5 separate regions of the Mus musculus genome follow, and regions 2, 3, 4 and 5 are each linked to region 1. A link is a loop called in an ENCODE intact Hi-C map of the cell type or tissue named here. Cell type or tissue: left cerebral cortex. All regions are shown on one strand. Region 1 overlaps Ap2s1 (adaptor-related protein complex 2, sigma 1 subunit). Region 2 overlaps Calm3 (calmodulin 3). Region 3 has its middle 11 kb from the start of Strn4. Region 4 overlaps Dact3 (dishevelled-binding antagonist of beta-catenin 3). Region 5 overlaps Gng8 (guanine nucleotide binding protein (G protein), gamma 8).

Evidence for each region. Hi-C counts contacts between places; a loop is a spot of excess contacts. Peaks named below come from ENCODE experiments on the same cell type or tissue, not always from the same donor. Only the 100,000 strongest peaks of a DNase experiment are listed, where the experiment ranks them.
Region 2: a loop joins it to region 1, with 4 times the contacts of the local background. A loop is called at or near these places in 4 of 42 quality-filtered maps.
Region 3: it touches region 1 in a loop (5-fold over the local background); 27 of 42 quality-filtered maps call a loop at or near these places.
Region 4: a loop joins it to region 1, with 2.9 times the contacts of the local background. A loop is called at or near these places in 10 of 42 quality-filtered maps.
Region 5: it touches region 1 in a loop (4-fold over the local background); 11 of 42 quality-filtered maps call a loop at or near these places.

Annotation. Positions count from the first base shown.
Region 1 is chr7:16,744,281-16,749,280 of GRCm38, forward strand. It overlaps Ap2s1 (adaptor-related protein complex 2, sigma 1 subunit), which reads left to right. Exons shown (of 5, transcript NM_198613.2): 3 at 2,981-3,094; 4 at 4,409-4,468; 5 at 4,632-5,000. The coding sequence ends at 4,733. Among named protein-coding and RNA genes, the nearest start is that of Ap2s1, 8.3 kb to the left of the region's middle. In left cerebral cortex, a CTCF peak has its summit at 1,945 (motif pointing right); DNase peaks (open chromatin) are centred at 1,981 and 3,636; H3K27ac peaks cover 230 bases.
Region 2 is chr7:16,911,200-16,916,199 of GRCm38, forward strand. It overlaps Calm3 (calmodulin 3), which reads right to left. Exons shown (of 6, transcript NM_007590.3): 6 at 4,180-5,000. Among named protein-coding and RNA genes, the nearest start is that of Ptgir, 7.2 kb to the left of the region's middle. In left cerebral cortex, a CTCF peak has its summit at 2,774 (motif pointing left); DNase peaks (open chromatin) are centred at 2,847 and 3,827.
Region 3 is chr7:16,802,266-16,807,265 of GRCm38, forward strand. No RefSeq gene overlaps it. Among named protein-coding and RNA genes, the nearest start is that of Strn4, 11 kb to the right of the region's middle. In left cerebral cortex, a CTCF peak has its summit at 2,610 (motif pointing right); a DNase peak (open chromatin) is centred at 2,579.
Region 4 is chr7:16,878,137-16,883,136 of GRCm38, forward strand. Dact3 (dishevelled-binding antagonist of beta-catenin 3) reads left to right here. Exons shown (of 4, transcript NM_001081655.1): 2 at 4,991-5,000. Among named protein-coding and RNA genes, the nearest start is that of Dact3, 5.3 kb to the left of the region's middle. In left cerebral cortex, no CTCF peak of the experiment used is centred here; a DNase peak (open chromatin) is centred at 2,236; H3K27ac peaks cover 300 bases.
Region 5 is chr7:16,893,357-16,898,356 of GRCm38, forward strand. It overlaps Gng8 (guanine nucleotide binding protein (G protein), gamma 8), which reads left to right. Exons shown (of 4, transcript NM_010320.3): 3 at 1,586-1,671; 4 at 1,879-2,079. The coding sequence starts at 1,588. The coding sequence ends at 2,007. Among named protein-coding and RNA genes, the nearest start is that of Gng8, 4.1 kb to the left of the region's middle. In left cerebral cortex, a CTCF peak has its summit at 1,885; a DNase peak (open chromatin) is centred at 1,855; H3K4me3 peaks cover 258 bases.

The sequences.
Region 1 (5,000 bases):
CCTCAGCCACCTGAGTGCATGGGAACACAGGTCTATTCCATCTCGAGGCTGGCTTCAAACTCATAATCCTCCAGCCTCAGCCTCCTTGGTGCTGGGGTCACAGAGCTGTACCACCGCACTTGGGAGCAAGAGCAGGAGCAGGGGACCCCCCCAAGGTGGTAGCAGTGTAGCACAGAGGGGGGCTCGTTCTTCCAAGATACGCCCCCCCCCACACACACACAAAGAGAGCAGGTTGGGGGTGAGAAGCACGAGGGAGGTGTTGGGACAGAGAGGCTGGGGAAGGGAATGGAATGGGGTTTCAGCATGTCCTGGGTACCCAGGCTCAGGAACTCGCTGGAACAGTGAAGAAGCACAGACCAAGTGCACGCCATACCATCCCAGGTCCTTACCATCTAAGGACAGCTCAGGACCCCCATCGCACTTTAAGCCTGTTAGAGAAGCTGAGCCTGTCTCATGGTGTCCCTGGTGCTGCCTTGAACCGAGATAACATTGAGCAGATGCCACTTGAAGTCAGCCACATGCTAAGTCCTGAGCTATGAATAGTGACATTGCTAATAATTTTAAGAAACTTAGTGAGTACTGGGACTGATGGCTCACACCCTTAGTCCCAGCATCCGGGAGGTAGAAGCAGGCAGCTGTCTGAGTTCAAGGCTAGCCTGGTCTCCATAGAGTTTCTAGCCAGCCAGAGCTGCACATTGAAACCCTGTCTGTAAAAGGAAAGTTGCATGGAAGGCTGAGGATATGGCTCAGTTGGTAAAGTGCTTACCCAGAATGCATGAAGTGCAGGGCTGGAAGCCAGAGCCACATCACATGGGGTGGTGGTGCCTGCCTCTGATCCAACACTTGAGAGGCAGAGGCAGAGGGGGGGTTCCTCAGTTACATGGTGAGTTTATGTCCAAGATGGGCTACATAGATACTGTCTTGAGGAAAAGTGCATGCTTGCAACTCTAACATTGCAGTCCATGCCTGGAACCCTACCACCCAGTGCATGCCTGGAACCCTACCACCCAGTGCATGCCTGGAACCCTACCACCCAGTGCATGCCTGGAACCCTACCACCCAGTGCATGCCTGGAACCCTACCACCGCAGTGCATGCCTGGAACCCTACCACCGCAGTGCATGCCTGGAACCCTACTACCGCAGTGCATGCCTGTAACCCTACCACCACAGTGCATGCCTGGAACCCTACTACTGCCATGTATGCCTGGAACCCTACCACCGCGGTGTATGCCTGTGACACAGGCACTGAATTCCTGTGCATGTTTATGGGTGTGGCAGGGCAGAGTACAGAGGCCACAGGTCAGCCTTGAGGGTCATTCCTCAGGAGCTGTCTACCTTGTGTTTTGAGATAAGATCTCTCATTGAGGCCTGGTGCTCTAGCCTGACAGGCCAGTGGGCCTCCAGCACTGGGGTTAAAGCCTGTGGCTGCATGTCTGCCTCTTTGCTGCAGAGTGAGACTTTATGGATGAGCCTTTCTTTTTAGGGAATGGCGATGGGGTGGGGGTGGGGGTGTAGTTTTTCAAGACAGGGTTTCTCTGTGTAGCCCTGGCTGTTCAGGAACTCACTCTGTAGACCAGGCTGGCCTCAAACTCGGATCTTCCTGCCTCTGCTTCCCAAAAGTGTGTGCTGCCACCACCCACCATTTTCTCCCAGTTTAGACAGTCTCCCTCTAGTCCTGGGAGACCTCCAGCCCTGACTATCCTTCTGTCTTTATCTCTGAGGTAACGGTTTTCCCCACACTTGAGAAGTGGATGTGGAAAGATCAAGAAAAATTTGAAGTTAGTATGGGCTATATATAAAGTTCCAAACCAGAGTTGTACAGAGAAACCTTGTTTGTACAAATAATAAATAAATAACAAGCAAAATAATATTTTTTTAAAAAATGAACTGAGCTGAAAAAAAAATTCCAGGACTCACAAACTATGTAATTCACCGCAGTTACCACCAGGTGGTGCTCTACATACATCCCAGAGAGAACTTGGGTTTGGCTAAACACCAGCCATATCCCAGTGTGCACATCCATATGTTAACTGTACACTCCTCCTCTTGTTTGTTCACTGTGCTGAGACCAGAACACAGAGCCTCATGCATACTAGGCAGGGGCTCCACCTCTGAGCCACGTCCCAGCCCATCCAGTGTCCATGCACACAGTATTAAGTCTACCCCAGCACAGGTGTGCCTCGCTGTGGGCCATGTGAGCATTATTCTAATGTTTACATGTGTCCGTTGAGCTTCCTGGAACTCTAAAATTTCAAAATGCCCCAAAATAAGAAACTTCCATGTTTTGTTTTGTTTTGTTTTGTTTTGTTTGTTTGTTTGTGTTGCCTAGGCTGATCTGAAATGCCTTTCTCTCCTGAGACTTTGAGCCAAGTGCAGTGCTGCATGTCTGTAATTCCAGAACTTGGGAAGTGGAGGCAGGAGAATCAGATGTTCAAGGCCATTCTCCCCTACATAGCCAGTACAAGTTCAGCCTGGGCTACACAGTAGATTCTATGCTAAAACAAACAAACAAGCTAAAACTTATTTTTGTTTTGTATTGAGTTACGGTCTACTACATAGCCTGGACTTTCTTCAAAGATGTGATCCTCCTGCCTCAGCCCCCTACTGCTGCCAGGCCTAGTCACAGTTCCTGCCCTGGCTCCTTTACAATCTGTTCCCTGTGCCTGGAACTCCCCTGACTGTCTTCCAACTCTCAACTCAGTACCCTCCTTTGGGAAACCTCCCTGACCCTCAGGATGAAAAGGGATTAGGGCCCTATCCTGAACCCCCAAGTCCAATCATGCCTGGGGGTTTCCATCCCACTGCCTGGGCAAGTGACCCTCTGCTGGACCATGTGTCAAAGCTGGCTGTCAATACTGCCCTGCCCTCCCCTCCCCTCCCCTCCCCGAGGCAGAAACAGCCCGTGCTCACACACACAATGGAACAGCTGGCATCTGGCCCCCTCTGCCAAGCTCAGCCCTGGCTCCTTTCTGCCCACAGTTCCGGAACTTCAAGATCATCTACCGACGCTACGCTGGCCTCTACTTCTGCATCTGCGTGGATGTCAACGACAACAATCTGGCCTATCTCGAGGCCATCCACAACTTCGTAGAAGTGAGTCAGGTGCCGGCCCAGGAGGCCCTGGAATGCTGGGGTGGCCATTTGTCCTCCCACCCCCACCCCCAGCCTTCCTCTGTGTGCACGGGTCTCTCTAATCTGCCTCTCCCTCCTCACCTGTCTCATCTGTTCCGGCCTAGTGCCTCTTCTATCTGTCCATCTGCCACCTGGCTCCACCTTGGACTAATCATGGTGTGACTGTGCCTATACAATGGCGTGTATGTGTGCACGTGCGCGTGTGTAGGTCAGAAGATAACATGGAGCAGGTGTTGCCCTTCCAGCCTGTGGTTTCAGGGCTTGAACTCCGGCAGCAGGCTTGGCAGCGGGCACTTGCACCAGCTGAGCCTCTTCCTGACCCCTCTCTTGGTGTCACAATTGAGGTTTTCAGTTGTCTGTCATCCAACGGTTGTGTCCTCACTGGTTCAGTCACTATTTCTGTCTATCTGTCCTCTTGATAACTGGCTTGTTTGTGTGAGACAATGTCCTCCCTTGTAGCTCAGGATGGCCTGGCACTCATGATCTAGGTTCCCCCGCTCAGTTTTCCCCATGCTCAGTGACAGCCAACACAACTGCCTTACTGTCTCTTCCTCCACCCACTCTGTGTGTGTGTGTGTGTGTGTGTGTGTGTGTATACAAGTATGACGTGTGCAGATCCACTGTGCGTGGGTGCATGTGTGTGCAAGTATGACGTGTGTGCAGGCACCTGAGGACCCAGAAGGCATTGGGCATTAGACTCCCTGGTGTTGGACTTGAAGGCCATTGTGAGCCACCTGATCTGGGTGCTGGAAACTAAATTTGTGTCCTCTAGAAGGACAGCCTGTGTTCTTAACCACTGAGCCGTCTCCCCAGTTGCACATATCCTCCCTCCCCCCGGCCCCCTTTTTTGAGACAGGTCTCATAGAGCCCCAGCTGGCCTCAAACTTGCTGTATAGCCAGGGGTGACCTTAAATTCCTGCCTCTACCTACCTCCCGTGTGCTAGGCTTAGAGATGTGGTCCACTAAGCAGGTTCTATGCAGTGCTGGAGATGGAACCCAGGGCTTTGTAAATGCTTGACAGACACTGAACTACATCCCAGGCCTCCCAGCCTGTCTCTTTTCCTATTTTATTTATTAGTATTATTATTATTACCACTACCATGTGTGTCTAGTGTCTGTGACATGTGTGTTCATGCGGGCACACATGTGCCGCAGCTTGCACAGAGGACAGGCTTAGGGCTGCTTTTCTCCTTTCACCATGGGATACAGGGTTCAAGCACTGATGGCCTTGTCTGTACCTGTCTCTTACCACTGGTCTTCCTCTCCTTCTCTCAGGTGTTAAATGAATACTTCCACAATGTCTGTGAACTGGACCTGGTGTTCAACTTCTACAAGGTAGGCTTGTGGATAAGTGGGCAAGAGGTGGCAGTAGGGATGTGCCCAGAGCCACCAAAGATCTGCCTGCCCCTGCCTGCCCCCTTGCTGTTTCTCTGCTGAGGGTCTACCCTCGGCTCCTTTCCCTCACTCCAGCTTTACCTGCCCTTCCTTCCTTGCCCAGGTTTACACGGTGGTAGATGAGATGTTCCTGGCAGGAGAGATCCGAGAGACCAGCCAGACGAAGGTGCTGAAGCAGCTGCTGATGCTGCAGTCCCTGGAGTGAGGGGGGCTCTGCCCAGCCCGGCCTGCTGGACCAACCTGCCTGCTCGTCCCCTGCCTGCCAGGCCTGAGGCCCACCCTAGCAGCCCCTTCCCTTCCTCAGCTGGCCCAGAGGAAGGACCCGGCAGGGTCTAGGCCACAGGGGAGGAGGCCAGAACCCACTGCCTCTGGGCCCTCCGTGGATGGCAGAGGCCACCGTGATGTCCCGAGTAACTGTGCCATTGTCGTGTGATGCTGTGAGTGTGTGTGTGTGTAGCCCCCAATAAACCTG
Region 2 (5,000 bases), 170 kb after region 1:
CTCTATGTCTCTTTGTCCTTGCCCCCTTCCCCTCCCTCTTGCTCTACGTGTCTCTCTCTCCCCCTTCTCTCTCTTCCTCCTCGATATCTGCATCCCCCCCCCCCGTGTATGTGTATGTTTGGACATCTTTGTATGTCCAGAAGCAAGCACCGGATCCCTTGGGACTGAGCTATGCAGTTTGGGACGTACAGTATGTTATGGGGGTGCTCAGACCTGGACCTCACGTCACTAACTCCTCCACTGAACCCAGACCACCTTTAAAAGTTTTTAGACAGGGTCTCACATCGTCCAGATGATAACCTTGAATTCCTGATTCTTCTTCTTCTACCTCTCTAGGCTGGGGTTGTAGATGTAGACCACCAAGCCCAGTTTCATGTCCCAGAGGAATAAAAGTATATTCGATGAAGTTATTAGTGAAAACGCAGCTGAGCACGGTGGCTTACATCTGTAAATCTCAGCCCTGGAGCGGCTGAGGTAGGATTGAGTGTTTGAGGCTAATGTAGACCACATAGAAAAACACTCTCCAAAAACAGGAGCAAAGTGAGGTGGTGCCCGCCTGTTGTCTCAGGACTTTGGAGGTAGAGGCAGGAGGTTAGAAGAGGTTTGAGGTGACCCTCAGCCACAGAAAGTTTAAGGCCAACTCTGGCTTTAAAATGTTTGTGGTTCAGGGGCTGGAAAGATGGCTCAGCGGTTAGAAGCACTCACTGACTGCTCTTCCAAAGGTCCTGAGTTCAAATCCCAGCAACCACATGGTGGCTCACAATCATCCATGAGATCTGATGCCCTCTTCTGGTGTGTCTGAAGACAGCTACAGTGTACTCATATACATAAACTACATAAATAATTCTTTTAAAAAATGGTGGTTCCGTGGTCAGCTCTTGCCTAATAGGTGCCCTGGACTTGATAGTCAATCTTCAGTACCGGAATGCGGGCAGGGCAGGGGTGAAGCATTTATTTCATGGGTGTGGAAGAAAAGATCATACTTAAACTTTGCCTCCTCCTTGACCCCTTTTAGTCCCATGATGGCAGCCTGTCAGAATATACCTATGTCTGGCCTCTCACCCATTGTGGTGTGTCCTTTGTGATGTTAGGGACATGCCAGTGACAGACACAACCCTGGTTCTGCCCTCCTGGGTTTCATTGTTCGGGTGGACAGGGCTTGGAGAGGGTAGAGAGACACTAGTGAGGGCTTCCTGGAGGCAGAGGCTGCCCTGAGCCAGGGATTTAGGAAGCAATCCAGTCAAGTAGCAGGGCGTGTTTCTGTTGTGTTTTATTTCTGACTCTGGTGTCCAATGCCTCACTGGCTTCTTGGGCCTCTCATGTGTTACTAATTCATCATATTTCCCTTGAGCCCGCTGTGGGCCGGAAGCAATAACTGATGGAGCAATAACTGGCCCTGCTTGGCTCACAGTCCAGGGGGACAACAAATGAATAATCCCATCGATGTGTGTTACAGAAAGCATCTGTGTGAGGCTTCAAGTTGGGCTGTGGACAGATAGGGCACGGGACAGGGTTGTGTCTGTAAAGAATCCCGGGTACCTGCCAAAGTCTGGTGGGAGTCAGGAACAGGATGCTGGGAGCGGCTCTGTCTCCATCATGAAGACTTTATTCATTTACGGCCCTCTCCCGTCCTCTCCTACTCTGCTGGCCCTTTTTCTGTGCAACGAGTCCCCCTTCCACTTTAATGTCTCTTGACTTTATTAATTCTAAAACCTTTTTATAAGTTTTTTACGTTTATTTTTTGTGTGTGCATGGAGGTGAGAGGCCAGCTTTCAGGACCGAGTTCTCTCTTCACTGTGTCGGTTCCGGGAACCGAAGGGACCTAGGCTTCAGGCTTGGTGGCGAGCATCTCTATCTGCTGAGCCATCTCTCTCACAGGCCCTCTTACTCATTTTCCTCCTCGCACTGACACACACATAAGCTGGGCTTGTGACAAATACCCTTACTCTCTGCACTTGGGTGGCTGGGGAGGCCACAGCCTAAGCTACATAGCAAGACCCTGACTCAATAAAACCAAAGCCAGGCTGGGGATGTGGTCCAGATGGTCACGTTGCTGACTTAGCCACGCTCAAAGCCCTGGGTTTCATCTCCAGCACCATATGAAGCTGGGTGTGGTGGTAAAGGCTTGTAATCCCACAACTCGGGAGGTAGAGGCAGGGGCATCAGAAGTTTGAGGTCACCCTCAGTTGCATAGCAAATTCCGGGCCAGCCTGGGCTACATGAGACCCTCTCTCAAACCAAATCAAAGAGAAAGTAACACACCACTAAGTTTTGGGGACGTGGACATTACATAAAAGCAAAGTCAAACACAACAGGTTGCAGAAAGTGGCTGTGACCCAGTGGTAGCAATGCCATACAGTGGCTCTTAGCCTACGGGAGCAATGGAAAAGGTTCCTAGAGAGCAAAAGTCAGAAAATTTTATAAGCGTGACGGATAGAGAGGTAGCCGTGAAGGAAGGTGCCACTAATCCATTAGCATTTTATGGTCATGGTTGTATTGTGCAGAGAACACACACACCAGGAACATCAGGAGCCATGTTGAGGTATAGTGCCAGTTTGCTGAGGAAACCAGGGAGGTCAGAGAGCTAACCCTAGCGAAGGTGACCATGTGCTTCCCCTACAAGGCCAGCCACACTGCCCATCTCAGACGCCTAAAAGCTTCCTAGGTTGCTAAACAAACTAGATTATAATGAACTGTTAAACAACACAACGCTAATACACACCAGGCCTGAGGCCGAGCTGCGGGCCTTCTGTTCTCATGGCCCCATCTGCTGGTCACATTGAGAATGACACTTAGAAGGGGCCATGGCTAGCTTCATGGGCTGCCCTCTGGGCATGGAGGGGACCCTGCCTGGCACACTGTGGCCTAGATCCAGGAGCCTGACCTGGACACACACCCTGACAAGGATGTCAATGACCTCGGGTTGTTGGAATTGGAATGTAGTTCTTGTCTTTGGTTTGTAAAACCTGAGACGGGGCAGTATGATGGATTTTCTAATAATGTGGCTGGCTGGTTGCAGGGAATGAGGGCCAAGAACCACAGGCAGTGGGGGCTGGGGTGGAGCACGTTGTGCGTAAATGCTTGGTATCTGGGAGCCAGAGTAGGGAGGGGAAACCTTGCCATGCACTACTTCCCAGAAATGGGAGGTTCTACTTGCTTGGGTCTTCAGCCTCAAAAACCCAAACCAAACCCTCCCATTGACTGCAGCGCATGCCCATAAGCCAGAGCACGCCCACCATCAGCATGACAGGCCACTTGGTCCAGGCAGGAATGGGAACACACAGTGGCACAGCCCAGAGATCATTTTACTATTTCGGTAGTTATTTTCCACGTGTAAACTCATGCCCAGGGTCACTGCTTCAGCAAGTCAGGTGCGGCCACGCGGCCTCCTCCATCTGCATCCTGCAGGAGTGCAGGTGCTGTTGTGCACACACTCTTCCACCTTGCCTTGAAGAGGGGTCTGTCTGCAGGCTTGCTTCCACCATCCCACCTCCCCACAGGAGCGCTGGGACCATGATGTGTGCTCCAGTAACTGGCTTCTGGGGACTGAACACGGGTTGTCAACCCTCTGTGCTGAGCTGTCTCTCTGGCCTCCAAAGTAGCCTCTATCTAAAGCTCAGCCTTTGCCGTAGGAGGTGAGGGGTCTGCAGCTGGGAGCTCTCCCACCCCCATTCACACACCCTCTTCTACTGCAGCCCCAGGTGACTTAGAGGCCTTCTCTTCCCACAGCCTCATGGAGCAGCTGTGCTTTGCAACTGATTGAGACTGGAGCTCCCTTGAAGCCCAGGCTGGCCTCGAACTCAGGGACAAAGCTGCTCTGCTTTTCACTTCAAGTCGAATCCCCTTTGCAGCACTCCTGCTACTACAGATGCCGTTAGTGCCCCTCCAGGCTCCTGGGTGGCATACCCAGGTGGCCACCTGTGAGACCCACCGTGAGTACGAAGGCCCTGTCATCCTCTGCTCCCCACCCATGTCCTCTCCTGTCACAAGGTCTCTGTAGTTCCTCTGGCTGTAGCATCCTTCCTTCTCCTGAGTCAGGGTCCTTCAGCTGCTCTCCTGGTGACGGGCCGTTCTTCGCAGTCTTCATACACAGACCCTGACTGCCCAGCCAGGGCAGCGCCTTGCTCTTGGCGACCTGTCCACAGAGGAAGGCTGAGGACAGACGGAAGAGTCCAGACAGGTAGTCACTGTATTTTATTGGAAAACATTGATATATATTTTTCTTCACAGCTTGAACTGAACACAATATTGCCCGGTTTGTTTGTTTGTTTAAAAAAAAAAAAAAAAAAGGAAAAACAAAAAACCAAAATAAAACCCCGAAACATTCCGCAAAGTCCACAGCCTCACGCCTACCTGCCCTTGCCCTCAACTCTAGGCTGGGTCTCCTGATTTGCTCTGTCCCTCCCTCCCTTAAGGCTGGTGCCAAGGGGTGGAGAGTCTCAAAGCTGGCAGGTCCCAGCAAAAAGCAACAAGATCACCCTGGGGGGCCAGATGAGAACAGAGAAAGGAAAGGAACCCAGACCGAACTGCCCGCGTTGACTGACGTGTCCCAGAGGCTAGAGTCAGAAGCAAGGGTGCGGATCATGCTCTCCGCTGGGGAGTGGGGCAGGCAGGGCGAGGGCAGAAAGCGATGCCAAGTCACCACGGAGGGGCAGGAGGTGCCCGCTGCGTGCTCTGCGCGGCGGCCCATAGAAGTGTTTATTGCAGGTTGGTTCTTGTGAGCATGGTGGGGCGCATCTCTCCTCTCCCCACCCTTTAGTTGGCCCGGCATGTTTAGGACAAAAATCAAAGTTTTAAGGGGCATAAAGGGGAAGGGGAAAAAAAGATCACCGGCACATTACACAGCGACCATCCCCCACATCCATTCCTGGACCAGCCCTGAACTGGGCAGGTGGCTGGGGGTGCCACGGGGGAGCGGCATGGGATGTTAGCACCAGGTATTTACAGAACAGCGGGACATGGCTGGAGGGATGAGGAGGGCGAGTATGATCGGCAGCATG
Region 3 (5,000 bases), 58 kb after region 1:
GGGTCTTAGCATGGAGGAATCTTGAGTCTCTTGAGCATGATTTTGGTTGCTACTCCCCATGGTCATTATGGTCCTGACTCCATGGCCCATCCTATGCCATACACAAACACTACTAATGAGCTTACTGTTGAATCCTTATGGAACAGATGTCTTAAATGCTTTCTGGTATGTCCTAATCCTTATTAAGTGGTAATAGAGTGTAAGAGGATTTTTTAAAAAACAGAGCTGGGTGTGGTGTGCCTGTAATCCCAGCATGCGGGAGGCAGAGGCAGAGGCAGAGGCAGAGAGGCAGAGGCAGAGAGGCAGAGGCAGAGAGGCAGAGAGGCAGAGGCAGAGAGGCAGAGAGGCAGAGAGGCAGAGGCAGAGACAGAGAGGCAGAGACAGAGAGGCAGAGGCAGAGAGGCAGAGGCAGAGGCAGAGAGGCAGAGAGGCAGAGAGGCAGAGACAGAGACAGAGACAGAGAGGCAGAGAGGCAGAGACAGAGAGGCAGAGGCAGAGAGGCAGAGGCAAGGATCCCCACCCAGTACATGGGTGCCCTGGGCCACACAGAGAAAGTAGTGAAACACTAGTACTTAGAAGACTAAGCCGGGATCGCTATGAGTTTAAAGCCTTCTTCGGCTATAGAATGAAACTCCATCTCAAAACCAAAACTGTGGGAGGGCTACAGAGATGGCTCAGTGGTTAAGAGCACTGGCTGATCTTGCAGAGGACTTGGGTTTGATTCCCAGCACCCCCACATGGCAGCTCACATAAGTCAGTAACTCCAGTTTCAGGGGACCTGGGCCCTATCCTGGCCTCTGCAGGCACCACACACACATGCAGTGCACATACATACACATGAGCAAACACCCATACATGTAAAAGCTTTACAAAGTCAAGATAACAACTCAGTGGGGACAGGTATTTGCTGCTCAGCCTGAAGATCTGCGTTCAGTCCTCAGGATCCACAGAATGAAGAAAGAACCAACTCCTGCATACCGCCCTCTGACTGACACTCCCTCTGTGTGTGTGCATATATACACATGGCAGGACGCACTGCATATCGCCCTCTGACTGACACTCCCTCTGTGTGTGTGCATATATACACATGGCAGGATGCACTGCATATCGCCCTCTGACTGACACTCCCTCTGTGTGTGTGCATATATACACATGGCAGGATGCACTGCATATCGCCCTCTGACTGACACGCCTTCTGTGTGTGTGTGTGTGTGTGTGTGTGCATATATACACATGGCAGGACGCACTGCATATCGCCCTCTGACTGACACTCCCTCTGTGTGTGTGCATATATACACATGGCGGGACGCACTTATAATTCCAGAACTTGGGAATATAATTGGGACGTGCAGGCAGGAGGATCAGGAGTGTTAGGTTTCCTAGTGAGTTCTAGGCCAGCCTACGCGACATCAGACCTTGCCTCAGAAGAGGAGTAGGCAGGGGATGTAGCTCAGTGGTAGACGGCTTGCTTAGCAAGCCTGTGGTCCTGGGTTCAATCCCAAGGTTGAATCCTGTGATATGATACAAAACAGTAGTTTTGTTGTATCAGTGCTTTCAAAATCCTAGCATAGTGGGCTGCCTTTAGTTTGAGAAGGGAGAACCAGGTTGGTCTTGAATTTTCCATTCTTCTGCCTCCTCCTGAGTGCTGGGTTACTGATGTCTATTACCATGCTTAACTCAGAGGGTTTTCTTTCCTTCCTTCCTTCCTTCCTTCCTTCCATTTTTTTCTAGGACAAGATCCTATTTAAACAAAGTTTGTCTGGCACTGTGTAGTTGAGAATGATCTTGAGTTTCTTTCTTTCTTTCTTTCTTTCTTTCTTTCTTTCTTTCTTTCTTTCTTTCTTTCTTCCTTCCTTCCTTCCTTCCTTCCTTCCTTCCTTTCTTTCTTCCTTTTTTTCTTTCTTTCTTTCTTTCATGCGTGGTTTTTATTTATTTATTTTGTTTTTTTAAAGATTTGTTTATTTATTTTATGTATATGAGCACACTGTAGCCATCTTCAGACACACCAGAAGAGGGCATTGGATCCCATTATAGATAATTATGAGCCACCCTGTGGTTGATGGGAATTGAACTCAGGACCTCTGCAAGAGCAGTCAGTGCTCTTAACCGCTGAGTCATCTCTCCCGCCCCCCTTTTTTTTCTCTCTCTCTCAAGACAAGATTTTCGGTTTTCTTTGTGTAGCCTTGGCTGTCCTGGAACTCATTCTGTAGACCAGGCTGCCTTGTACTCAGAGATCCGCCTCCCAAGTGCTGGGATTAAGGGCGTGCACCACCACTGCCCAGCCACCTTGAATCTCTGATCTTCTGAGTGGTATAACTACATGCATGTTACACTGTGCCCAGTTATATGTGGCCCTGAGGACCAAACCCAGGCCACTGCACTTTAGGCAACCCTCCTCCACCTGAGCTGTAGTCCCTGCCCTTCATGTCTCATAGTCAAGCTACCACACACCACGTTTTCCTGCTCTCGAAAGAACTTCACATCTGGCTCCTCTCGCCTCCCACACTGGCTGCTTCCCTGGTCCAGCTGACCCCTCACCCATTTGAATGGCTTCTGAGACTCCCTATCTCTACAGGCTTCTTGTTGAACTGTTCCTCATATGTCCACAAGAGGGCATCCGTTCCTATTTTGCTTTTTGCTCATTTGGTTTTGTTTTAGGGGCAAGGTCTCATTCCCTAGTCAAGGGGGCCTGAAACTCCTGGTCTCAGCCTCCCTCCACTCCCTCCAGCGTTTACTGTTTCTTTCTTTGAAAAAAAAAATATTTTTTTAAGGGCTGGAGAGACGGCTCAGTGGTTAAGAGCATAGGGTACTCTTCCAGAGGTCCAGAGTTCAATTTCTAGCACCCACATGGTGGCTCATAACTTCGTGGGATCCAATTCCTTCTGGTGTGAAGACATACATGCAGAGGAAACATCCATATATATAAAATAAAATAAGCCAATCTTTTAAGATTTTGTTTAGAATATCTATTACTTACTCTCTGACAATTTCTTTCCTTCTTATTTATTTACTTTTTTTTTTTTTTTTTTTTTTTTTTCTTCGAGAGGGTTTCTTTGTGTAGCCCTGGCTGTCCTGAAACTCACTTTGTAGACCAGGCTGGCCTCGAACTCAGAAATCCTCCTGCCTCTGCCTCCCAAGTGCTGGGATTAAAGGAGTGCGCCACCCACTGCCCGGCAACAATTTCTTAAATGTATACAATATATATTGATCATATCCATTTTTAACTCTCTCCTCTACTCTCTCTTCTTAAAAAAAAAAAGTATGTGTGTGCATGCATGCTCCTGCACATTCAAGTGCAGCAGTGTGTGTGTGTGTGTGTGTGTGTGTGTGTGAGAGAGAGAGAGAGAGAGAGAGAGAGAGAGAGAGAGAGATGTGTTCTTTCCTTCTACCATGTGGAACCTAGGACTCGAATTCAGGTCTTCAGGCTTGGTGGCAAGCACCCTGACCCCCCTGTCTTGCCTGTTAGTTATTTCTTCCATATGCCAGGCTAGCTCTTGCCCCAGAACCCTTTGTCCCTTCCCCAAGACACCTTTGGCCTACATCTCTACTTGGGTCTTTCTTCATCTTGGACAATATTAATTTGATCTCCACCCTCCCCCCCACCCCCACCACCACTGTTACTAACCTGTCACCTATTTAGGTATTTTTTTTTTACACTTACTGTTTTTTGTGCATTTGGCACGCATGTATGCATATGGAGGTCAGAGAACAAATCCCAGTTCTCTCCTTCCAGCCTATGTGGGCTGTGGGACTCAAAACTCAGGCCTAGAGGCTGAGCACCTGTATCTACCAGGCAGTCTCCTGGGTCCTGTTTTGTTTTGTTTTGTCTTTTGTTTTTTTGAGACAGGGTTTCTCTGTGTAGCCCTGGCTGTCCTGGAACTCACTCTGTAGATCAGGCTGACCTCAAACTCAGAAATCCGCCTGCCTCTGCCTCCCAAGTGCTGGGATTAAAGGTGTGCACCACTACTGCCCGGCTCTTGTTTTTGTTTTTTGTTTTTTTGTTTTTTGTTTTTGTTTTGTTTTGTTTGTTTTTTTGTTTTTTTTTTTTTGAGACAGGGGTCTTGCTTTGTAGCCTAGGCTGGCTGAGAACTCAACATGTAGCTCAGGCTGGCCTAGAATTTTCTATGTATCTAAGGTTGCCCTTGAGCTCCTGCTTCTTCTGCCACAACCTCCTTAAGTGATGGGAGCTGAAAATAGGGTTTTACTAATGCTAAGCCAGCACTCTACCTCTCTCCCACTGACTACGTCCCACCCGAAAGGCTAGTCATTTGTAATACTAGGCACATCTGTGGGTTCCCCTTCTTGATATGCCAGGAGGTAGTCTGACACTGGTACCTACTAAACTGGCAGCTCCAAATGTGTTGGAAGATGTTCTGGTGGCTAATTACCAAGTGCTGTGGGCAACAAGATTTTCCCGTGTGATAGGCAAGCCTTGGCCAAGTTTCTAATGAACGCTGACACAAGCTTCCCTCATTTTACATGGCTGTTAGACTTCCTGGAAAATTCAGAGGCAGAGTCTCACGGAAGACCTGTTCACGAAGGAGGGGTTCGTCAACGGGGAGCGAAGATCAATAGTATTTTCACCTGCAAGGCGAAAGGTATTAAAATGTAGAAATAATATCTCTTCTGGCTGGTAGTCAATTGGTAAAATGGTAAATTTACATATTCTTTATAAATTTACTGGGGACGGGCATGTATGCTTCAACTCAGCTTGTCAGGCTCCGCAGCACATGTTTTTACCCCCTGAGCCATCTTGCTGGCCCTATTATTGTGTGGGGAAGGGTTTGCTCAGTTGTGACCTCAGGGTATCCCTCAATAGTTCCTTTTACCTTATTCTTTTGTTTGTTTGTTTGTTTTGTTTTCCAAGATAGGATTTCTCTGTGTAGCTCTGGCTGTCCTGGAGTTCTCTCTGTCGACCAGGCTGACTTCGAGTTCACAGATATCTGCCTGTCTCTGCCTCCCTTGTGCTGGGAATAAAGGCGTGCACCACCACTGCCCAA
Region 4 (5,000 bases), 130 kb after region 1:
TGCCACATTGCAGATAAGGAAAGTAAAGCCCAGAGAGGTCAAGACACCTACCTAAGGTCTTACAGCTGGGCAGTGGAAGAGATGATTGGATCTTGGACACTGAGGGCCAAGTCTCACCTTAAATATTCATTGGCCCGCACAGTTCCCCTCATCTTCCATTTGATTCCCTATGCTGAGAAGGCCACTACCTTTTGAATTGGCTTGAGTCTGTTCTGATTTTTTTCTAATGTATCTACTCTCAAAAACAGTTTGCATGCCAGGAAAGAGATGGAGAATACCGGGCAAAGCTTTGGTTTTTTATTTACCAATCCAGGGGATGGAACTAAGGGTAAGGAACAGGATAGGCAAGTGCTGTACTATTCAGCCACGCCCCCAGCCCCTCACTGGGGGATTCTAGGCAGGGGCTGTACCACTGAGCCACGCCCCCAGCCCCCTCACTGAGGGATTCTAGGCAGGGTCTCTACCACTGAGTCACGCCCCCAGCCCCTCACTGGGGGATTCTAGGCAGGGGCTCTACCACTGAGCCACACCCCCAGCCCCCTCACTGGGGGATTCTAGGCAGGGGCTCCACCACTGAGCCACACCTCTAGCCCCTCACAGGGGCTCTACCTCTCCTCCTTTGTTGTTTTCAGTTTAGTTTTGGTTTGGTTCAGTTTTTGAGACAAGATCTCAGTGTGTAACCCCTGGCTGGCCTGGAACTCAAAGGGATCCACCTGCTTCTGTATCTTGTCTGGCCCTAGCCCTCTTTTTGAGGCTGGGATTCTCTGATTCCTAGACAGGCTTTGAACTTTGCTCCTGTCTGCTTCCCAGAGCACTGAAGAATGTCAAACCCCACCCCTGGCTTGTCTCGAAGGTTTTGCTGTTTTATAAAAGTCCAGTTTCTTGGGTGAGGTCCCAAGACTTTGCCCATGGTCCTCGAAATGGGGTCCAGCCAGAAGTGACACCAGGTATGGAAATGGTTAGATAATGCAAATTTGGGGGTTCAAATCTAGGTATGTCCAGAAGCTCACAAGCTGGGACTTGCCAACTTTGGGTTTTGAAGAGCCCCCATGTTTGGCCGGACTTAGGACCATTGCCAACTCCTGTCGGCAGTGCAGCATATAGAATGGTGGCCCCCCCATTAGATCATCACCACTGGGTCTGCACTCAGGAGTGCTCTCATCTGAGCACTCGGGCCCTCTGGAGATGAAGGCAGGAAGATTGAAAGTGAGTCATCCTTGGCTACATAGAGAGTGCAAGGTCAGCCTTGGCTACCTGAAACTGTCTCCAAACCCAAAAAAGATGATGGCGTTGTAGTTGTCTTCGCTTAAGTGAAGTCTGCTCTGCTCCCATCATGATGAAGTTACAGGATGGCACATTTTAAAGAATGTGTCCCTGTGACTGTGATTCTGGCTTCCTCCCTCCCCTGCATGTCCTTTCTCTGCTCAGTACTGTATCACAGAAAAATCTGCCTTCATCCCTCTTAACAACTGTGTAGTATTCCACCACGAACATTCTAGTATTCATTCATCAGACGTTTCCTAAGTTCTAAGCCCAAGGGAGAAGAGTGCCACTGTGAACATAAAACCTCTGTCCTAGTGAGAAATCACTTCTTATTGGGAGACATGATAAACCAGTGACACTTTTTGTGCATGTGCGTGAGGAAGCATGAGAAAAGGGAGAACGACAGGGTGCAGAATGGCAAAGGGACTATTTTTAAAAGGCAGAGGATGGGAGATCACATCAGAAAAGCCCAAGCAGTGTGTGTGTGTGTGTGTGTGTGTGTGTGTGTGTGTGTGTGTGTGTGTGTAGGGGGCGAGGGTCATGTTGCACACCGAATGCAGTGGTAACCAGAGGGCCATGGTAACCAGAGGGCCAAGCAGCAGACCAGTCTGGTCCACTTGGAACATGACACAGGCAGTTGATGGCAGCCTGTGGGGTTTTTGTATATTTTTTTCCTCAGATGCCTCCTGATAGTATATGCACAAACTTTTCTTTTTTCTTTTTCTTTTTAAGTTAAGGTTGATTGATTAGGCCACGGGCATCCAAGTGCACCCAGAGTGGGGGACATTTGTTGACCTTCATTGCACAGACAGGGCCACATGGGGGTTTCTTTCTGTTCTGGGAGGGGAAGAGGCCAGGCCTGGAGGAGACAAGGGCTGGGGGGTGGGGGAGGACTGTGGCTGCTGCCTAGAGCCAGGCCAGTCTTTCTGCCCTAAATAGGCAGGGCTGGGTGCTGGCCCCGCCCTCCCGCCAGCTTCCAGACAAGCCGCTTTTGTCTGAGGGTCAACTGTCTGCCCCTGGCAGCCGCTACCTCTGGTCTCACTGAGTCCCCTGTGAGACATTCCCTGGCCCTGCCTCTGTGGCTTCCAAAATAAGATAAAATCCTAGATTTTTTTTTTAAATTGTAGAGACAGGGTCTTGTGGACCGGGCTGCCCTCAGACTCAGTAGGTAGACAAGAATGGCTTTGAACTCCTTATCCTCTGCCTCTACCTCCCTGGTCAGTGCTAGGACTACAGGTCTTTTATACAATACTGGGGACTAAACCCAGAGTTTCCTGCTAGGCAGTCACTCTTCCAACTTAGCTCCATCCCCCATCCCAGTCCCGAGTGCCTTGGTCTGTGCTCACTGCTGAGGCCACCAGGAAGGCTAGATTTACAGAGGGACTTACAGGAGGCACGAAGGGTGTGGCTCCTCCTGAAGGGAAGAATTGTGAGGCGTTTGAATTGCACTGCTTGTTTGTTATATGAGGTTGCCAGTCTGCTGCAGCAGCAGGGAGCACTAAGGGGGAACTTCCGTAAGAACTTCCCATTGGTGATAAAGGGAAGTGTAGTACCTCCCGAAAAGAGGGTCAAAACTGATGAGGCAGCCTCAAGACCACCCTTGGATCTGCCTGCTCCCGCACCCTCGCACCCCGACCTTTACCACTGAATTCTCCCACAGCAAGAAGACCTGAACTTAAAGCCCTCATGTACTGTGTCATGTGCCAGCAACATCCTACTAGAAGGTGCAGGCAAGAAGGTTATGGGTTCAAGGTCATACTCCCCATACAGGGCAAGTTTGAGGCCAGCCTGGGCTTTGTGCGAGTGAGACTCTGGCTCAAAAAGGGGCTGGGGTACATCTAGGGACTTTGTCTCAATAAGGTGCCTGCCAGTTGAGCATGAAAGAGCTGACTTTGAGTCTCCGGGACCCACCTAAGAAGCCAGGCAAGAGGCTGGGGTGAGCCTGGGAGAGTCAGGAGGGTTGTGGAGCTCATCAGAACAAGGCTAGCCTAAGAAAGTGAGACTCTGCCTCAAAAAACTAGGCGAATGAAGCTAGAGAGATGGTTCCGTGGTTAAGAGCTCTTGCTGCACAATCATGAGTTCGAATCCCATCACCACATGGGAAGCAGAATGTCTTATATGTGTCTCTAACTGCAGCTCTCAAGAGGGTGGAGACAGGAAAGTCACTGAGCACCTGAGGCGCAGGTTCAGGGGGAGATTCTGCCTCACAGGAATAGACAGAGAGTGATAGAGTGCACTTGACACCCTCCTCTGACCTCTGACCTCTGACCTCTGCACTCAAGTACAGGTGTACACACATGCACACACACACACACACACACACACACAGAGTCACCTACAGACATAGGTAAATATTTTTTAAAAAAATAAGGGAGCTAAAAAAAAATAAGGGAGCTGGGTATGGTGGCACACAACTTTCATCTCAGCACTCAGGAAGCAGAGGCAGGAGGATCTCTTTGAGTTAAGGCCAGCCTGGTCTACAAAGGGTGTTCTAGGCTATTAGAGCTAAATAGTGAGACACTCTCTCAATAAGTAAATGAACACACAAACAGGGCTGGAGAGATGATGAAGTGGCTAGGACACTGGCTCACTTCAAGAGGACATGAATGTGGTTCCTAGCACCCGTGTGGCTCACGTGTGTCTGTAACTCCAATTCCATGGAATCCAATGCCTTATTCTGTCCTCCATGGGCACCAGGTGGTCACAGGCATAGGTGTGGGCAAAACGTGCATGCGTGTTAAAAAAATTGTGTGTGAGTGATGGAATAAATCTTTTAAAGGGGGGGGGTAGCCAATGAGATGGCTCTGTGGGTAAAGGGCACTCATTGCCAAGCCTTATTACGTGATTCAGTCCCTGAGACCTACACAGTAGAAGGATCTGAGAACTGACTCCTTCCTACAAGCTGTCCTCTGACCTCCACACATGTGCACGTGTGTGCGAGCTCACACACGTGCGCACACACACAAATGTAAAAAAATAATAATAATGTGGCAAGTCAATGAGAAAGGCACCTGATCATCCTTTCATTGTCCCACCCCCAAATAAGAAGATAGCAGGAGCTGGAGAGGTGGCTCAGTTAAGAGCACTGGCTGCCCTTCCAGAGGACCTGAGCTCAGTTCTCAGCACCCACATGGCATCTCACAACCATCTCTAATTCCAGTTCCAAGGGCTCGTACATCCTCTTCCTGTCTCTTAGGGCACTGGACACACATGGTGCTCAGACAAACATTCAGCCAAAACACCCATCTACATATAGTTAATTCATTAGCCAATTAATTAATCAATTGATAAGATGCCAGTTGTGGTGGTGCACATCTTTAATTCCAGCGCTCAGGAGGCAGAAGTAGGCAGATCTCTGTGAGTTCCAAGCCAGCCTGGTCTACAGAGTGAGTTCCAGGATAGCCAGGGCTACAGAGAGAGATCCTATCTCAAAACACAAAAAGACAAAACAAAGATGTGAAGAGAGACAGGAGAAAAGCTAGTCTAATAGGGTTTCAGGAGCAGATGCAAGCATAGCTAATAGAGAATGAACTAACAAGGGGCCCTTCTGAGTCTTAGCTCACATAGATGGGGCTACAGCATGAAGACTGGAAGTTAGCCTTATCTTCCTAACGGAGATAAGGGACAGGGGACTGACATTTCCAAATGGATCTCTGCCAGGAATTCATGAACAGGAGGCAGGTGGGTTCTGGAGCCTTCTAACGGCCTTGTTTTTCTTGTGCTTCAGGAGGCCCTGC
Region 5 (5,000 bases), 150 kb after region 1:
GGGGGTGGGGGGTGGGGCGGGACTGGGTTACTCAGTGACCCAGCAAAATAGGATGCATCCCTGTGTGAGCGACTTTTGAGTCTGTGTGCTGTGATGTGCTGTGATGGGGTGAGGCTGCTACTCTGATGGCCTGTGAAAGAGTGGGAGGCTGAGTGGGAAGAGGAGAGGCTTGTGTGCATGAGCGTATACACCTGGAGGGCCCGTCTTTTAGTGCAAGTGTGACAGAGGGACTCCAGAGAAAGACAGGCTCTAAACAGGAATGGCTGAAAGAGAGAGAGAGAGAAGGAGGAGGAGGAGGAGGGGGAGGAGGAGGAGGAGGAGGAAGATTCATCAGTGCAAGGAGAGGACTCAGAGACAGACCCAGGGCATGGAGACAGGTGGTGCTTAGGAGGAGAAGGCGGTCCTGAGGGGCTGCACCCCGGGGGAGGGGGCGGGGCTGGGAAGAGGACCAGCCACTGCCTCTGTCAGCCTCTGTCACCCATCAGCCATCCCAGCCCTGAGCTGCAACAGGTAGGTAGGAAGCTCCTGTCCGGGTCCTGGTAGCTGCTTAGATGGCCACTATCTGTCCCTGTGGGACTGAATGAGTGAATGGGTGACTGAGAGAATCAATGACTTTATACTTCCGTGTGTCTCCGTCTTCTCCTCTGTCCTCTCCTTCTGCCTGTGCCTCCCAATCTCTCTCCTTTTTCCTTGCTTCATTTCTCTTCTAACCCTGCCATGTCCCTCTCTGTCTGGGTTTCTCCTCTCCTGTCTCCGTCTTCCTATCTCCTCCGTTTCTGGTCCGTCTGTAGCTGCTTCTACTCCTCCTTTTGTTCCTCCCCCCTCCCCCCCCGTCCTCTTCCTCATCATCTCTCCCCCAGTACCTCTATCTCCATCCTCAGTCTATTTTCCTTCTTCATGCCTGTCATTTCTGTCACTCTGTCCCTCCCTTGGCTTTTTCACTTGTCACCCTCTCTACCACTCCGAATGGCTGGCTGGGTTGGCTTGCCCCAACCCTCTCCCCTGCCTGCTAATGAGCAGAGGAGCCTTTGAGGCAGTCAGGGCTGGAGAGGGGGTGGGTCCCTGAGGGTGGCAGAGGGGGCAGCTGCTGCTGAGGCCCTAATGAGGCCTCCTCTGTGCCCCTCCCGCCGAGATCTTAATTCTCAGTTCTCCCTGGAGTCGCTGCTAATTGGCCTGGGGAGGGGCCCCCCTTCCTGGCTCAGGCTCTATCCCCCAGGGGGTGAGGGCACCTGGATGAGAAGATTCTGATCAAGCACCTGTGGCCCTGTCCTTCTGGCCCTCCCTCCTCCACCTGCCTCTCAGCCTCCCATCCTGTGTATCCATCCCTCCTTCCTTTCCCAGCCCCTCTGCTCTTCCTCCAGCAGCCTCTTGATACCTCCATCCGTGCACCCCTCCATCCTGTCTTCTTGAGTCGTCATCCTTTCCTCTACCTGTCTCTGGGATCCCATTCACTCATAGTCCCAACCACGTCTCCTGTTACTGACTGGGTCACGCCACCTCTTCTCGCTACTCCCCGGGGGATCCAAGAGTGTTCCAGCCCCCAGTCCACACTCCTGCCAGACATTTAACCCCTTTCCTGCTGCAGCCATGTCCAACAACATGGCCAAGATTGCTGAGGCCCGCAAGACCGTGGAGCAGCTGAAGCTGGAAGTGAACATCGATCGCATGAAGGTGCATTAAACCGATGGGGAAATAGGTTGAGGGTCTGCATTAGGCTCCGTTGAGGGCGGAGCCTAGAGCTGAGGTGGGATGGGAAGGTGGGGCGTGGGCCGGGGGCGTGGCCAGTCGAGGCGTGGTCAGGAAACAGGGCGGGAATTTGGACACTCCCCGGGAACCAAGCTAGGGCGGGTCAACTGCATCTCTATCCCTCACCTGCAGGTGTCGCAGGCAGCAGCCGAGCTTTTGGCTTTCTGCGAAACGCACGCTAAGGATGACCCACTGGTGACTCCTGTCCCTGCCGCCGAGAATCCCTTCCGCGACAAGCGACTCTTTTGCACCCTGCTCTGAGCCCTCAAGACAGCTTTATCCTCCCCCGCAGAAGTATGAATCCAATAAACTTGGTGACCTGGTGGTGCCTGCACTTTAGGGGAAAAAACGAGTCAAGGGCAGAACGTGGGGGCCACTTTTGGTGCTGGGGGTGGGGGGGTCTGCGTCCGTCTCTTCTCTTTCTTTCTGAGCGTGTGTGGAGAGCTTTGTGGATGGTGAAGCACTGCAGCCCGGCACGAGATGAGTATGTTTCTATTTTTTTCATTTTCCCCATGAACTCGAGACACTAGTTGCAGGATAACTATTTCACATCTGTTGGAATTGAAGGCCTCCTTCTCAGTTATACAACCGAGAGGTCCTGACTGAGGCGCCAAGTACTAGCTCCCTGCCCCAGCTGCCTCATGTCCTCTATTCCCTCCTGGGCGGGACTTATGGGCCTCTCTGCTCATCCCCCGAAGAACGCATCCAGGTTTCACATGGTGTTGCCCATACCACTAGCTTATTTTGAAAACAAAATTTTTTGATGATTTCTTTTTATTTTTTTATGTGTATTGGTGTTTTTTTTTTTTTGTTTTTTTTTTTCCATTTTTTATTAGGTATTTAACTCATTTACATTTCCAATGCTATACCAAAAGTCCCCCATATCCACCCACCCCCACTCCCCTGCCCACCCACTCCCCCTTTTTGGCCCTGGAATTCCCCTGTACTGGGGCATATAAAGTTTGCAAGTCCAATGGGCCTCTCTTTCCAGTGATGGCCGACTAGGCCATCTTTTGATATATATGCAGCTAGAGTCAAGAGCTCCGGGGTACTGGTTAGCTCATAATGTTGTTCCACTGTATTGGTGTTTTGCTTGCATGTATGTCTATGTGAGGGTGTCAGATCCCCAGAACTGGAGTGCTAGGAATTGAACTAGGGTCCTCTGGGAGAACAGCCAGTGCTCTTAACCTCTGAGCCATCTCTCCAGCCCTGATTTATTTGTTTTTGTTTTTAAAGATTTATTTATTTATTTATAATATGTAAGTACATTGTGGCTGTCTTCAGACACTCCAGAAGAAGGTGTCAGATTTCGTGACGGCCGGTTGTGAGCCACCATGTGGTAGCTGGGATTTGAACTCAGGACCTTTGGAAGAGTAGTCAGTGCTCTTAACTGCTGAGCCATCTTGTCAGCCCCCTGATTCATTTTACTTTAAATTATGAATATGTATATGTTTGTGCATGTGTGCACATGAGTGCAGATGTTTGGCGTGGGCAGAGGAGGGGTGTCAGATTCCCCTGGAGCCATTGTTAGAGAGACTCCGACCTCTTACGTGGGTACTAGCAACCAGACTCTGGTCCTCTGGAAGGGCAGTGTGGGTTCTTAACTACTGAGCAAACTCTCCAGAAACACCCACACCCACACGAAGCCCTCATGTTCCTCCCTGACAGGCTCTCATTTCCTAGCCCGAGCTGTCCCTGGATTGCTTTGTAATCCAGGCTGGCCTCAAACTCACAGAAATCTGCTGTCTCTGCTTCCTGAGAGCTGCGATGAAAGGAATACATAAACATGCCTGGCTTCCCGGCCCCCCTTTAGGTACTGGGGATTAGAACCCAGGACAAACAAGCAATTTACTACAGAACCACACCCCCAACCCCTCACTGGGGGATTCTAGGCAGGGGCTCTACCACTGAGCCACGCCCCCAGCCCCTCACTGGGGGATTCTAGGCAGGGGCTCTACCACTGAGCCACGCCCTCAGCCCCTCACTGGGAGATTCTAGGCAGGGGCTCTACCACTGAGCCACGCCCCCAGCCCCTCACTGGAGGATGCTAGGCAGATGCTTCCTGTTAAACCATTTCACCAGTCCTCATTTTACTGTACGTTTTTCTTTTTCTTTCTTTAATTTTTTTTCTTTTTGTTTTTTCAAGACAGGGTTTCTCTGATAACCTTGGCTATCCTAAAACTTGCTCTGTAAACCATGCTGTCCTCAAACTCAGAGATCTGCCTGCCTCTGCTTCCTAAGTGCTGGAATTAAAGGCGTGTGTCACCACATCTGGCTCCCCTCTTAAGTTGCTGTTTAAAGACAGGGTTTCACTGAGTTTCTGGGGTTTCAGGCCTGTGCCACCAGGTCTGGTCCTCTCCTACTTACTTCTGTCTTCAAACACTAACCTTGTTCTTCATCCATCCATCCATTTATCTTCCAAACCATTCCCGGAACAGTCCTGACTTAGGCAATGCTGGGGATATGACCGTGGCAGAGACAGCCTTGGTGCTGCCTCCACTGGGCAGAGCTGAGATTAGACAGTTCAGAGAGGGAGGGAGGGAGGGAGGGAGGGAGGGAGGGAGGGAGGGAGGGAGAGAGAGAGAGAGAGAGAGAGAGAGAGAGAGAGAGAGAGAGAGAGAGACTGACTTCTGGCCCAGCTGAGAGGTCAAAGAGGGGTTCCTTGCAGAAAGGACATCCGGGCTAATATGGAGGGTTGATAAGATTTGGGGACCTGAGGGCTGAAGAGATGGCTCAGCAGTTAAGAACATTGACTGCTCTTCCAAAGGTCCTGAGTTCAAATCCCAGCAACCACATGGTGGCTCACAACCATCCGTAACAAAATCTGACACTCTCTTCTGCAGTGTCTGAAGACAGCCACAGTGTTCTTACATATTATAAATAAATAAATCTTAAAAAAAAAAAAGACTTGGGGACCTGATTAAGAAAATCATTTGGGGGGAGGGTATAGGGGACTTTCAGGATAGCATTTGAAATGTAAATGAAGAAAATATCTAATAAAAAAATTTAAAAAGGAAAAGAAAAGAAAATCATGTGATTAGTGGAGGCAGTGCTCCTGACTTTAATCCGATGGGAGGCAGAGGCAGGCAGATCTCTGAGTTCAAGTTCGGCCTGGTCTACTGAGTGAGTTCCAGGGCATCCAGGGCTACACAGAAAGAAAAACCTTGTCTTTAAAAAACAAACAACAAACAAACAAACAAACACACACACAAAAGAGAAAGTCCTGTCATCAGCTGACACAAGAAGAAATGAAT